Linked DNA regions of Homo sapiens: all the other regions are linked to region 4. The links are chromatin contacts, found by Hi-C or POLR2A ChIA-PET in ENCODE. All regions are on one chromosome and are shown on one strand. Each heading gives the region's core, a stretch centred on a gene start or an enhancer-like site at or near the end of the contact. The rest is flanking DNA. Distances are from core to core; before and after follow the strand shown.

Region 1 (2,700 bases), core at 6-2,505, 950 kb before region 4:
TGAGAAAGGAAAAAAGTATTTGGAATAAATCTTAAAATTCTTCATATAGTTTTAATTAATTATTTCGACTATTAAGATAAGTGAGAAAGACCTTGCCGAAATATGTTCAAAACAAAATTTAAAAATTTCTTAGCCACGTGCAGTGGCTTACACCTGTAATCCCAGAACTTTGGGAGGCTGAAGTGGGCAGATCTCTTGAGGTCAGGAGTTCAAGACCAGCCTGGCCAACACGGTGAAACCCTGTCTCTACCAAAAACACAAAAATTAGCCGGGTGTGGTGGCGCGCACCTGTAATCCCAGCTACTTGGGAGGCTGAGGCAGGAGAATCGCTTAAACCTGGGAGGCGGAGGTTGCAGTTAGCCGAGACCGCGCCACTGCACGCCAGCCTGGGTGACAGAGCGAGATTCTGTCTTAAAAAAAAAAAAAAAAATTCTTGGCTGGGCGTGGTGGCTCACACCTGTAATCCCAGCACTTTGAGAGACCAAGGTGGGCAGGTCACTTGAGGTCAGGAGTTTGAGACCAGCCTGGCCAACATGGTGAAACCCTGTCTCTACTAAAAAGAAATACAAAAATTAGCCGGGCATGGTAGTGTGTGCCCATAATCTCAGCTACTCAGGAGGCTGAGGCAGAAGAATCTCTTGAACCCAGGAGGCGGAAGTTGCAGTGAGCCGAGATCACGCCACTGCACTCTAGCCTGGGCGAAAAGAGTGAGACTCTGTCTCAAGAGAAAAAAAAAAAAAGAAAAGAAAAATTTCTTATAACCATAATTCACAAATGTCAATACATTTTCATTTATACCTCCATCATCGATAACCTAGTGCCAAGTCAATATATATGAAACATGTAAATGTTAAAAAACTAGAATTGAAACTAAGAGCACAATATTTATTTTTATTTGGCCATTATCATTTCAAATAATGCTATTAGGTACCAGAGAGGCTAAAATTTGTCTGAATGGTCTTACGGGAGCAAAATTCAGGGATAATGGAAAAGACAAAGAATTTAACTGCAGAGGGTAGGGCTTGAGAGAAAGGTCTAGTTAATTTTCAGAAGGAAATATAGTTATTGAACCAATCTTCCCTCCCTCTTTCCATCACTTTCTGAAACTACAATGTTCCAGGAATTATGCGCCAGCCCTGGAGTCACATGGAAGAAAGGAGGGGGTCGCAACATTTGCTGAGCAGTGCACAGTGTGCTAGGAACTGTGTTAGGTCTTTATGATTTCATCATTCCACACACCTCTCTTCCACAGCCAGAGTACTAAAAATGAGGAAATGAAATCCAGAGGTTCAGTATGTTTCTCTAGGCCACTTCCCTAGCAAGTAGCAGCATGAGGATTCTAACATAAACCCATGTTCTAGGAAGATGTCCCTACCCTAGAATGTTGCTACTGGGGCAGTTTAGGACAGGCAATCTGGTGGGAGCAATGGGTACGGGGACTTTTTCCGCTGCAGTGACAAAGCAAGCACACTGTCTTTTCTTAACTTGGGGCTAGGGGATGAGGGTGGGTGGAGGAAAGGAGGGAGCCAGCAGCTCAGAAAAGAGGAAAGACACACATGTAAACAAACTAACAAAAAAATCCCCATCCATGAAAACACTCACAGTGCTAAATGAAAGCTGATGGGGATGACATTTGCTCAGTCTGGAAAATCTAAAATGCATTCACAGGGGAGGTTTTGAAAATCAACAACCAGTATAATATGATTAACTTGCCTATGCTTTATGAACAGCAACAACCACATAAAAAACACTATTCTAGGAGAAATAAGCAGTGCTATTATTGCAGTAAAAACAGGCTACACGAGGCAGGGCGGACCTGCGTCCTTCGCTTCTTTCGCTGTCACAGAAGAGGCTGAGGTAGGTCATTTTTGGAACTTTCCAGTATTCAACATTCCTTCACTTAACAAAGATTTTTTCAAAGGCAAAATATTATAGAATATTCTTCTAAAAAGGAATAAACAAATGGTAATAATGTTAATACATTAATTTAGAAAAATAAAAAAACAATAAAACCATTGAATTAAGCCACATTCCCCACGCCAAACACTAAATGAATGGCTCCTGCACAGGCTTCACTTACACTTTAGGGATTAAGGTTGTGCCTCTTAATTTTCAAGTCTCTGTGAAAGCTGAAGTTTATGCCACAGGTCTTTAAATGCAATTATGGATAATTAATCATTTACATAGTTAACATGTCTACAGCCTGACTTCTTTTTTTATAAATGCGAGATCAGCCACAGAATAGTAGAAAGGGAGGGTGCGGAGGGTGTAGGCTGCTTGCCGGGGCAGGAGGACTCCACAGACGCAGTCAATAATCTACTAAGAAGACTCAGCTTGAGGACCCACAATGAGTCTAACTCTGGCCACAGGGAGAAAAGCTCCTGGCACATTCGTGAACCTAGACTGTTTATGCTGCTTTTCTCAATAATTATTTGTCAGCTGAGAAAGACCTATGTCTGGCCACAAGTGGAAATGGTTCAGGACCACAAATGGAAACTAAAATATGTTTTCACTTACTCCTGGCATCCTCATAGCCTTGAAAACAGAAAAAAATTTGTGACATGAAACTGGGCAGAAGGCTGGAGGATGACATAAAAACCACAGGTCTAAGCATCTCACGTAGGCACTAGTGAACCTACTCATACATGCTAAATTGACCTAGAAAGTGTATGTGAAAGGCTTTCACACAAAAACACAAAA
Region 2 (2,700 bases), core at 119-2,618, 730 kb before region 4:
TTTCAAATCATGTCTACTTTAAATTTGGAGTTTCCAGAAAGAGGAAAAAAAAAAAAAAGCCAGAACTCAAAACAGTAATTTTGGCACAGAATTGTGAGGACTTTGTTAAATCTGTTCTCAACTTTTACTCAGTGTCTCAATCTTAAAACACAGAGGCACAAAGGGAAAATGGAATTTCTCTGTAGACACCCGTGTTCATTCACAGACCATTTTTTAGATTTTCCGTGTGGCTGAGAGGCCTCCAGCCAAACAATGCCCACAGAGCGCGGGGCACATGTGCGCCAGGGACGCTTAAGGGCTGCAAGTAAAACAAAGTAACCTATTACAGGAGTTTCCTTCTCAGCAAACAAAAAGTGGTCAAGCAGGTCTCCCTACAGTTTCAGAAAACAAGAGTTGAGTAAACAAGAGAGGAGAAACAAGGAAGACAGCATCCCACACTAAAAAATTCTTTTAACAATTTAAACGTAAAACAATCGTCAAGAGTACCTCCGCATTTTAGCTACTCTGGCAAAATAACAGTAGTTCGGTCCAAGAAGAAAATTTCATTTGTCACTTAAGTAGCCTCAAATCAAGTCCATCAAATTCATTTTATTTTTAAACTTGTTTATTCCACAGTAAAGCAATGAAGTTTCTGATCAAAGAGCGACTTCTGCATTATACTCGGCTTCAAAAGCACTTTCCTTTCAGAAGAAAAAAATAAAAATATATACATATACATGTATTTTTAAATAGTGTTTTCTCTCCCCCCTCAAAAAAATGTTTTCTGTTCGATTTAATTAACTGAGATTTCAAGAGTTTGGGGCTACTTAAAAACTAGTGAGCCCAACAGAAATGCAATGGGACACGGCAAATACTGACTCCCCGTTCCTGGAAAGCCATCATCATTCTTAGGAACACCCGAGTTCCATCTTTCTAGGGTCGGCTGGAACACTCCGTGCACCCACCCCGAGCCCCCCGCCCGCACTTGTCCAACTTTCTGGCCCGAGATTCGCGTCCCCCTCGACGCACGAGGCCGCCGGCCACTTGCCTGCGGCCCGCTGGCGGCGAGAGCTGAGCCCGCGGGCCTGGTCCTCCTCCTCCGGCGCAGGGCCCCGCCAACTCCGGACCCGCGGAAAGGGGCGGCGCAGGCGGGCAGGTGGGGGCCCGGGGAGTGAAGTGCACTTGCTAAAACAAAAGGAGGCCTGAGCGGCCGCAGGGCACCGCGGCGCGGGCGCAGGTCCCGGCGGCTTGGCGGCTCCGGGAGGCGGTGGCCGCGCGGGGCCCCGCCCGCGGCTAGGGAGGCGGCCGCCCTGGCCCGAGCCTGCTGCCCACGGCCGCGGCACTCAGCTCGCACTCCTTCAGCCCGGGAGGCCGGGCCAGCACTGCCACATGCCGGTGACCCAGACGCCGGGAGAGAAAGAGCAGACTCCCCGCGACGGCGGCGGCCGGCAAAACCCGGGCTGGAGCCCAGCCCGCTCCGCGCGCACCCCTGCTGGCCGCCGCCGCGGGCGCGCGCACACACAATGCCAGCTGCAATTTTATCTCCTTCGTTGCTTGGCCAGCCTCCACCCGCTCCAATCCTCCCTCCCCTCCGACAGCCGGAACTGGGAGCCTGCGTGATTGATGGCAGCTCTTAATAGCGTGGTCAGCTAGAAAATGCATCTGCAAGCAAGATATTAAAGAGGCAGCGCATCCCTGTGAGTGATCAGCATTTCACACATCCTAGAGCTGCCTCTGCTTCTGCCAGGAATATTAATGCCAACCACCTCTGACGTCTAATAAATGCAGATGAAACAACCAACAATCACAGACAAGCTAAACATTTATTTCAAAGATGCACCGGGAGAAAGCAGCATTGTTTCGTGTCAAAGAACACTTCTGACCCCAGTTTTCCTTACACATTAAGAATTCTCTGCAAGCCATTTGTTTAAAAATCTCACCAATCCCTTTTCCACAAGTAAATAAAGATCCATCTGTTAGACAAGACATAGCTTAAATTGTGCATGATTGAAATTCATCTAATAAGGAAGCAAAATAAGTGCACATTCCTTACCATGTGGCTTTAAATAAACATATAACCTACCAGCTACCAGATTCCAAACTCCCTCATTAATTCAATTTTTATGTGAATCTTAACAGATTACCAACTGTTAATTTCAAACTAATTTCTTACCCACCCACAATTAATTCTGGTAAAAAATATATATATCAACTTGCTAAATTTTATTAAAATTAAAGTACATTTAAAGCATGTATTCTCTAGTGGTGATAGCCAAGATCATTTTGTCCTCCCAAAGACATTGTATAGGAATTTTTTAAATGTATTCCTATAAAATACAAATTCTAACTATTAAGTTCACTCAGTGTCAACCCAAATTAGAAAGGTACAAGCTGAAAATTTAAATGATTACTTCTGGTATCTTCACTATTACACCTTTCCCCTTCCAGGCAAGTTTCATGGAACTCTCAAATAGCTTCATAAATGTTAATTAGACTTTCCAAGGCCCTATAAAGTGGCTGCATTATCAGGTACTCTCTTTCCAATAAACAGAGAAATTTAGACAGATTAAAGTGATTTGCCTATAGTCTCTCAACAAGATGGGGGTGGGGCCAGGCTGAATAGAACCCAGGGGTCCTGCTTTGTTGCCACAGACAGCCAAACAGACATGCACATGCATGTTTGCTATTTAAAGATAACTCTGCTGGTCTCTCTTTAAAGAC
Region 3 (2,700 bases), core at 131-2,630, 660 kb before region 4:
TAAACGATTCAAGATGACCTTAATGACCACCCTGTTTAAAACAGCCTCCTTATTTCTCCAATACTTCTTCTCCAAACATTGATGTTTCCACCATAAGGTCAGCTCCTCTTTTTCTTCCCCTTATGGCAAGGCTTATGGAGAAACTACACCACATAAATGAAGACTAGGAGCTCAAAATTCCAGAATGACCTGGGACCATGGAAAATTAGTATTTTGCCTTCTACAGTAAAGTCACACTCTTGAGCAAAGGAGGAAAAAAAAATTATCACAGTCCCTCAATCAGCAAAAATCTAGGCATGGAAGACTAAAAGAAGTTAGGGTCCAGTAAGCTTAAAAAAGAAAACAGTGACTCAGAAATTTCCTATCTGCAATATATAGCAGGTTTAGAGGACGAAAATGAAAACAGAAGATTATTTCTAGACAGCTTGATGGAGAAAGATAATATTTACCTCAGTAAAGTTACAACCATAGGAACAAATCCAGATTCTATTTGTTTTTGTACAACTCTGCAAAAAATCATAGGGTGTAATTCACTTCTCAGTTCAGAAATAAGACGTCCTTAAAAAAATAAGTAAGAGGTACTTCTTGAAAACTAAAAGAAAAAAAATCTACTCCCATAATCAAGAGTTTCCATGCAGTATTAAAAATGATGTCCAGCTGGGCGCAGTGGCTCACACCTGTAATCCCAGCACTTCGGGAGACTGAGGCGCATGGATCATTTGAAATCAGGAGTTTGAGACCAGCCTGACCAACATAATGAAACCCCGTCTCAACTAAAAACACAAAAAAATCAGCCAGATGTGGAGGCGCACGCCTGTAATCCCAGCCACTCAGGAGGCTAAGGCAGGGGAATCACTTGACCCTGGGAGGCAGAGGTTGCAGTGAGGCAAGATCGAACCACTGCACTCCAACCTGGGCGACAGAGCTAGACTCCGTCTCAAAAAACAAACAAACAAAAAACAAGACCGGGCACGGTGGCTCATGCCTGTAATCCCAGCACTTTGGGAGGCCGAGGCAGGCGGATCACGAGGTCAGGAGATAGAGACCATCCTGGCCAACATGGTGAAGCCCCATCTCTACTAAAAGTACAAAAATTAGCCGGGTGTGGTGGCATGCGCACCTGTAGTCCCAACTACTCGGGAGGCCGAGGCAGGAGAATCACTTGAACCCAGAAAGCAGAGGTTGCAGTAAGCCGAGATCACGCCACTGCACTCCAGCCTGGCAACAGATCAAGACTCCGTCTAAAAAAAAAAAAAAAAAGTCCCTCCTATAATTCAGGAAGTGAAGGTGCTAGTTGACTGTTATTTATTCTCACTCAAAAAGCTAACTCAAGGTCAAGAAGACCTCTGCCACCAGCTGCAGTGTACCAATCCTAGGAGGCTATTTCTCAGAACCCCATGCTTCTTATCAAGATGGTTCCCACGCTGTCTTCCCTTTCCCTCATCACTGCCTCCTCCAGGTCAAAGAATATCCCCAGGGCAAGTTGCAGCTGCTCCTTATGCACTCAGCCCTGGCCTCAGAGTACACATGGGTTTTGCCTCATCTATGACTCTTGGGGGAAGCTTACTATGCAGAGAGCAACTGCAATGTGTCGCTCTCTATAGGATCCCAGCCAGGTGCCTTAGTGCCATCGGGAAAATGAGAGGAAACAAGGAACACACAAAAATCATGAAATACTGCTTCGGGTACTAACTCCAAGACAGAATTTTTTTCTTAAGTTAAATGTTTAAAAACAAAAAAAAGCTACAGTCATCTATGTATTCAGTCATCCAGTCAATCCCATGCCAAGTATAATCTCTGTTAACTATGCTTAGTGTGGTCAGAAAGGAAGTCTAGATAAACAATCACAACAACAGAGTGGGCTGAATGCAAACAGCCGGGGTTCAAGGAAGGCTCCCTGAAGAAAATTACCTGTAAACTGAAGCAAGCAAGAGGTGACCAGGCTAAGAAGAAAAGAATGTTCACCACACAGCCATTACTCAGGGACGTAATTCACCCAGATTTCTATTTTTAAAAGATCAAAGGCTCCAAAAAAGCAAAGGGCCAGTAAGCACAAGACAGAGGCTCAACCTCATTAGGGAAATGCAAATCAAAACTGTAAGATACCACTTCACACCCATCAGAATGGCTACAATCCAAAACCCAGATAGTAAGTATTAGTGCTAATGTGGAAAAACTGCAAGGTTCATGCATTGCTAGTAAAATTGTAACATGGTGTAGCCACTTTGGAAAACAGTTTGTCAGTTTCTCAAAATGTTAAACAGAGGTTCCATACCCCCCAAAAATTTCACTCTTAGGCTTTGGAAGTCACCCCAAGAGAAATGCAAATACACATCCTCACAGAAGTTTGTACATGAACGTTCACAACAGCATTTTTTTAACAGCCAAAAAGTAGAACCATTCAAAGTGTCCATCAACTAGTGAATAAATAAAATGTGGCATAGCCACACAATGGACTATGATTTGGCATTTATTGGGAATGAAGTACAGATGTTATGCTACCACATGGGTGAACCTTGAAAACATTATACTAAGTCAAAGCAGCCAGTTACAAAAGACTACATGATTCAATTAACGTGAAATGTCCAGAATAGGCAAATCCATAAAGACAGAAAGAAGATTAAGGGCTGCTTAGGGCTGGGGGATGAGTAGAGGAGGAAATGAGGAGTAACTGCTCATGGATACAGGATTTCTTCTGGG
Region 4 (2,700 bases), core at 127-2,626:
CGAATCCCAGCCTCATGCTAGATCTTAGTTCACACTTCATTCTTTCAATGAGCATTTATAATCTAAACTGTACCTAGCAAACAGGTGGGACTTCAATGTTTCTTGAATTAACCACCTAAATGTGCCATGATGTCAGAGACAGATGTCATCCTCACTGTAGCCCCCAGGTTCAGCACAGTATCCAGGAAAGAATGGGTGCTTGTAGTCCCAGCTACTCGGGAGGCTGAGGCAGGAGAATTGCTTGAACCCGGGAGGCAGAGGTTGCAGTGAGCCGAGATCTCGCCATTGCACTCCAGCCTGGTTGACAGAGCAAGACTCTGTCTCAAAAAAAAAAAAAAAAAAAAAAAGCATAGGTGCTTAATCAATGTCAGCCAATGAATACGTAAAGGAATTCTAAGTTTTAGAACAGTGATACTTTATTTTTCTTTGTTTGTTTGTTTGTTTTTGTTTCTTTTGAGCCGGAGTCTCACCGTCGGTCAGGCTGAAGTCCAGTGGTGCCAGCTCGACTCACTGCAACCTCCACCTCCCGGGTTCAAGCGATTCTCCTGCCTCAGCCTCCGGAGCAGCTGGGATTACAGGCGTGCACCACCACGCCTGGCTAATTTTTGTATTTTTAGTAGAGACGGGGTTTCACCATGTTGGCCAGGCTGGCCTCAAGTGATCCGCCCAACTCGGCCTCCCACAGTGCTGGGGTAACAGGTGTGAGCCACCACGCCTGGCCGATACTTCATTTTTCTGGAGGTCATTTACTTAGTAAGGCCAACTGGATCCTGGCTAAAAATGTGAAAGAAGACAGAAAGAGTCACGAGCAGTGAACAAAAGTCACGGGTCCTAGCACGTAAAAGCTCAAGTACTTGATTCAAAGCCGAAATTCTCAGGTCCTCAGTTGTAGCCTGGTTACCCTTACAAACACCAGTGCTAAAGAGCACGGTTACTAATCTTTCCAGGACACAAGATTTGAAAGCATCTGTTTCGAAGGGAGATGACCTGCTAGAGGAAGCTTGCGGGCAACAGCAAATTGGGAGTTCGACTAGCACTTTCAGACTGGGATGCAACGAAGAACTCGCCAGCAGAGGTAAGAGATGGGCAAGATGAAGAGAATGAACTCTGATTCTCGGATATCTGCCCGCAAGGTGGCTCCGAGAAAGCCAGCGGGAAACTGCAGCATCGCGGAGGACTTCTCTAGTTCAGGTTAAAGAGACAGCAGCCAGAGGGAGCCGACCTCAAACCCAACTCCCGACAGCAACCTTGAGGCCACCCGAGGTGGCGCATGCGCAGTGTGCGAGGTAGTGCTCTTCCTACCTGCCGACCTGCGGAGCCTTCTTACTGAGCAGGGCTTACGTCACGCAAGCGCCGCGGGTGTGTGACGTCATCTGAGAGCGCCACGCGCGGTCCCGAAAACCTGAGCACCCTCTGGCTAAGGCGTTGCTGTAGAGACGGTGCGCCAGCCCCGCCCCCGAGGCGGGATTGGAGGAAAACTGGACAGCTGACAAGGGTGACGTTTCGAAAGCGCGCGGGAGGCCGTGCTGGGACGCAGAGCCCGAAAACCTATTTGAGGGGCGTCTTGACCGAAGGTGCTAAATATCACATGTCCCCATTAAAGTAAAAATGCAAACTGCCCTAATCGGATTTCGTGTAAGGCAGGAGGGCTGGGAAGACTTAAATGTATCACTTCAGTAGTTTAGGGGTGGGAAGAAGAGTTTGGACCAGACTGGTGCCGGGATAACCTGACCTTTTTGAGCCTTAACTTCTTCTCGAAGGGATCGTTCCCATCAGCATATAAACATGTAATTTCCCCCTTCCTGAGAACCCTGTGGTGGCTCCAGCTCCCACCCCATCCCTTCGCTTTCTGAATACCGTAACTCCTTGGAAGAGTGTATATATTCTTTGTCCAGCTCTCTCCTCCCACTCTGTTGAACTCCCTCCAGCCAAACTCAGTCTCTCCCAAGTCCTCCTCTTACCTGCTCTATCAGCAATTTTTGATACAGTTTATCACCCTCTCCTCCGCAAAACTTTCTTCACTTGGCTTTTGGCAGTGCACACGCTTGTTTTTCTCCTCCATCCCTGCCCCACCTTCTCTGTTTCTTTTGCTAGCCTCTCCTCTTTTTCCTGACCTCTAAATGTATCAGTACCCCCAGCACTGGCTCCTTGGACTTCTCTTTCTTTTCGCTTAATCTCTTGATGATTTCATCGGGTTTCATGGCTTTAAAGACTATGTGCTGATGACTCCCCTCCTTATAGCTCCAGCCTGGAATTCATCCTCAAGAAAAATCCTTCTGGCTTCTCAGGCTGTAAACTTAGAGTTCTTCATCCCGTGTCAAATCTGTCAGCAGATCCTATTGGCTTTTCTTTTTTCCCCAGAATCCGGTATCCACTAACAGCATCTTAGACCAAGCCCCCATCTCTCACCTGGATTATTGTAATTGCCTAGCTGGTCCTTCCTCTGCTCCCACCCCGTCAGTCTGTGTTTACATAACAACCTCAGTAATTCTGTTAAAAGTCATATCATGTGCCTCCTCTGTGCAAAAACTACCAGGCCTCCTGTCTCAGAGTAAAAGCCAAACCTTTACCATGGCTAGAAGTGTTCCACACGGCCAGGCCTCTGTTCTAGACCTTTCCTTTCTTGTCTCCGTTCTCACTTAACACCAGCCACAGTGGCCATTCTGCCAGGCTTGCTTCTGCCTCTGGGATCCTGAACTT

What was found. A loop is a pair of places that touch in the nucleus more often than their neighbours do. ChIA-PET counts read pairs that join two places held with the same protein, here RNA polymerase II (POLR2A). Pooled maps may share reads with other maps.
Region 1: a pooled map shows a loop between it and region 4 (12-fold over the local background). The contact joins the enhancer-like site here to the promoter of LINC02606 in region 4. A Hi-C loop is called at or near these places in 2 of 37 single-sample maps with no recorded cell type and 4 of 50 pooled maps.
Region 2: a loop to region 4 is called in a pooled map, with 6 times the contacts of the local background. The contact joins the enhancer-like site here to the promoter of LINC02606 in region 4. A Hi-C loop is called at or near these places in 1 of 37 single-sample maps with no recorded cell type and 8 of 50 pooled maps. POLR2A ChIA-PET finds 5 or more read pairs at or near these places in 1 of 52 experiments (activated T-cell).
Region 3: a pooled map shows a loop between it and region 4 (4-fold over the local background). The contact joins the enhancer-like site here to the promoter of LINC02606 in region 4. A Hi-C loop is called at or near these places in 2 of 50 pooled maps. POLR2A ChIA-PET finds 5 or more read pairs at or near these places in 2 of 52 experiments (PC-9 and activated T-cell).

The regions. Positions count from the first base shown.
Region 1 is chr1:8,474,961-8,477,660 of GRCh38, forward strand. All of the region lies in intron 10 of RERE (arginine-glutamic acid dipeptide repeats), which reads right to left. Among named protein-coding and RNA genes, the nearest start is that of SNORD128, 19 kb to the right of the region's middle. Within about 2 kb of position 1,256, at least 3 of the 41 ENCODE cell types and tissues checked have a DNase peak (open chromatin) inside an H3K27ac peak, as active enhancers do.
Region 2 is chr1:8,702,028-8,704,727 of GRCh38, forward strand. The region is part of intron 1 of RERE (arginine-glutamic acid dipeptide repeats); the gene reads right to left. Among named protein-coding and RNA genes, the nearest start is that of RERE, 110 kb to the right of the region's middle. RefSeq lists a silencer at 1,007-1,626. Within about 2 kb of position 1,369, at least 32 of the 41 ENCODE cell types and tissues checked have a DNase peak (open chromatin) inside an H3K27ac peak, as active enhancers do.
Region 3 is chr1:8,762,696-8,765,395 of GRCh38, forward strand. All of the region lies in intron 1 of RERE (arginine-glutamic acid dipeptide repeats), which reads right to left. Among named protein-coding and RNA genes, the nearest start is that of RERE, 54 kb to the right of the region's middle. RefSeq lists an enhancer at 1,376-1,425. Within about 2 kb of position 1,381, at least 4 of the 41 ENCODE cell types and tissues checked have a DNase peak (open chromatin) inside an H3K27ac peak, as active enhancers do.
Region 4 is chr1:9,427,620-9,430,319 of GRCh38, forward strand. It overlaps LINC02606 (long intergenic non-protein coding RNA 2606), which reads right to left and starts at 1,377. Exons shown (of 2, transcript NR_104622.2): 1 at 1,303-1,377. RefSeq lists enhancers at 110-744, 1,243-1,472, 1,533-1,622.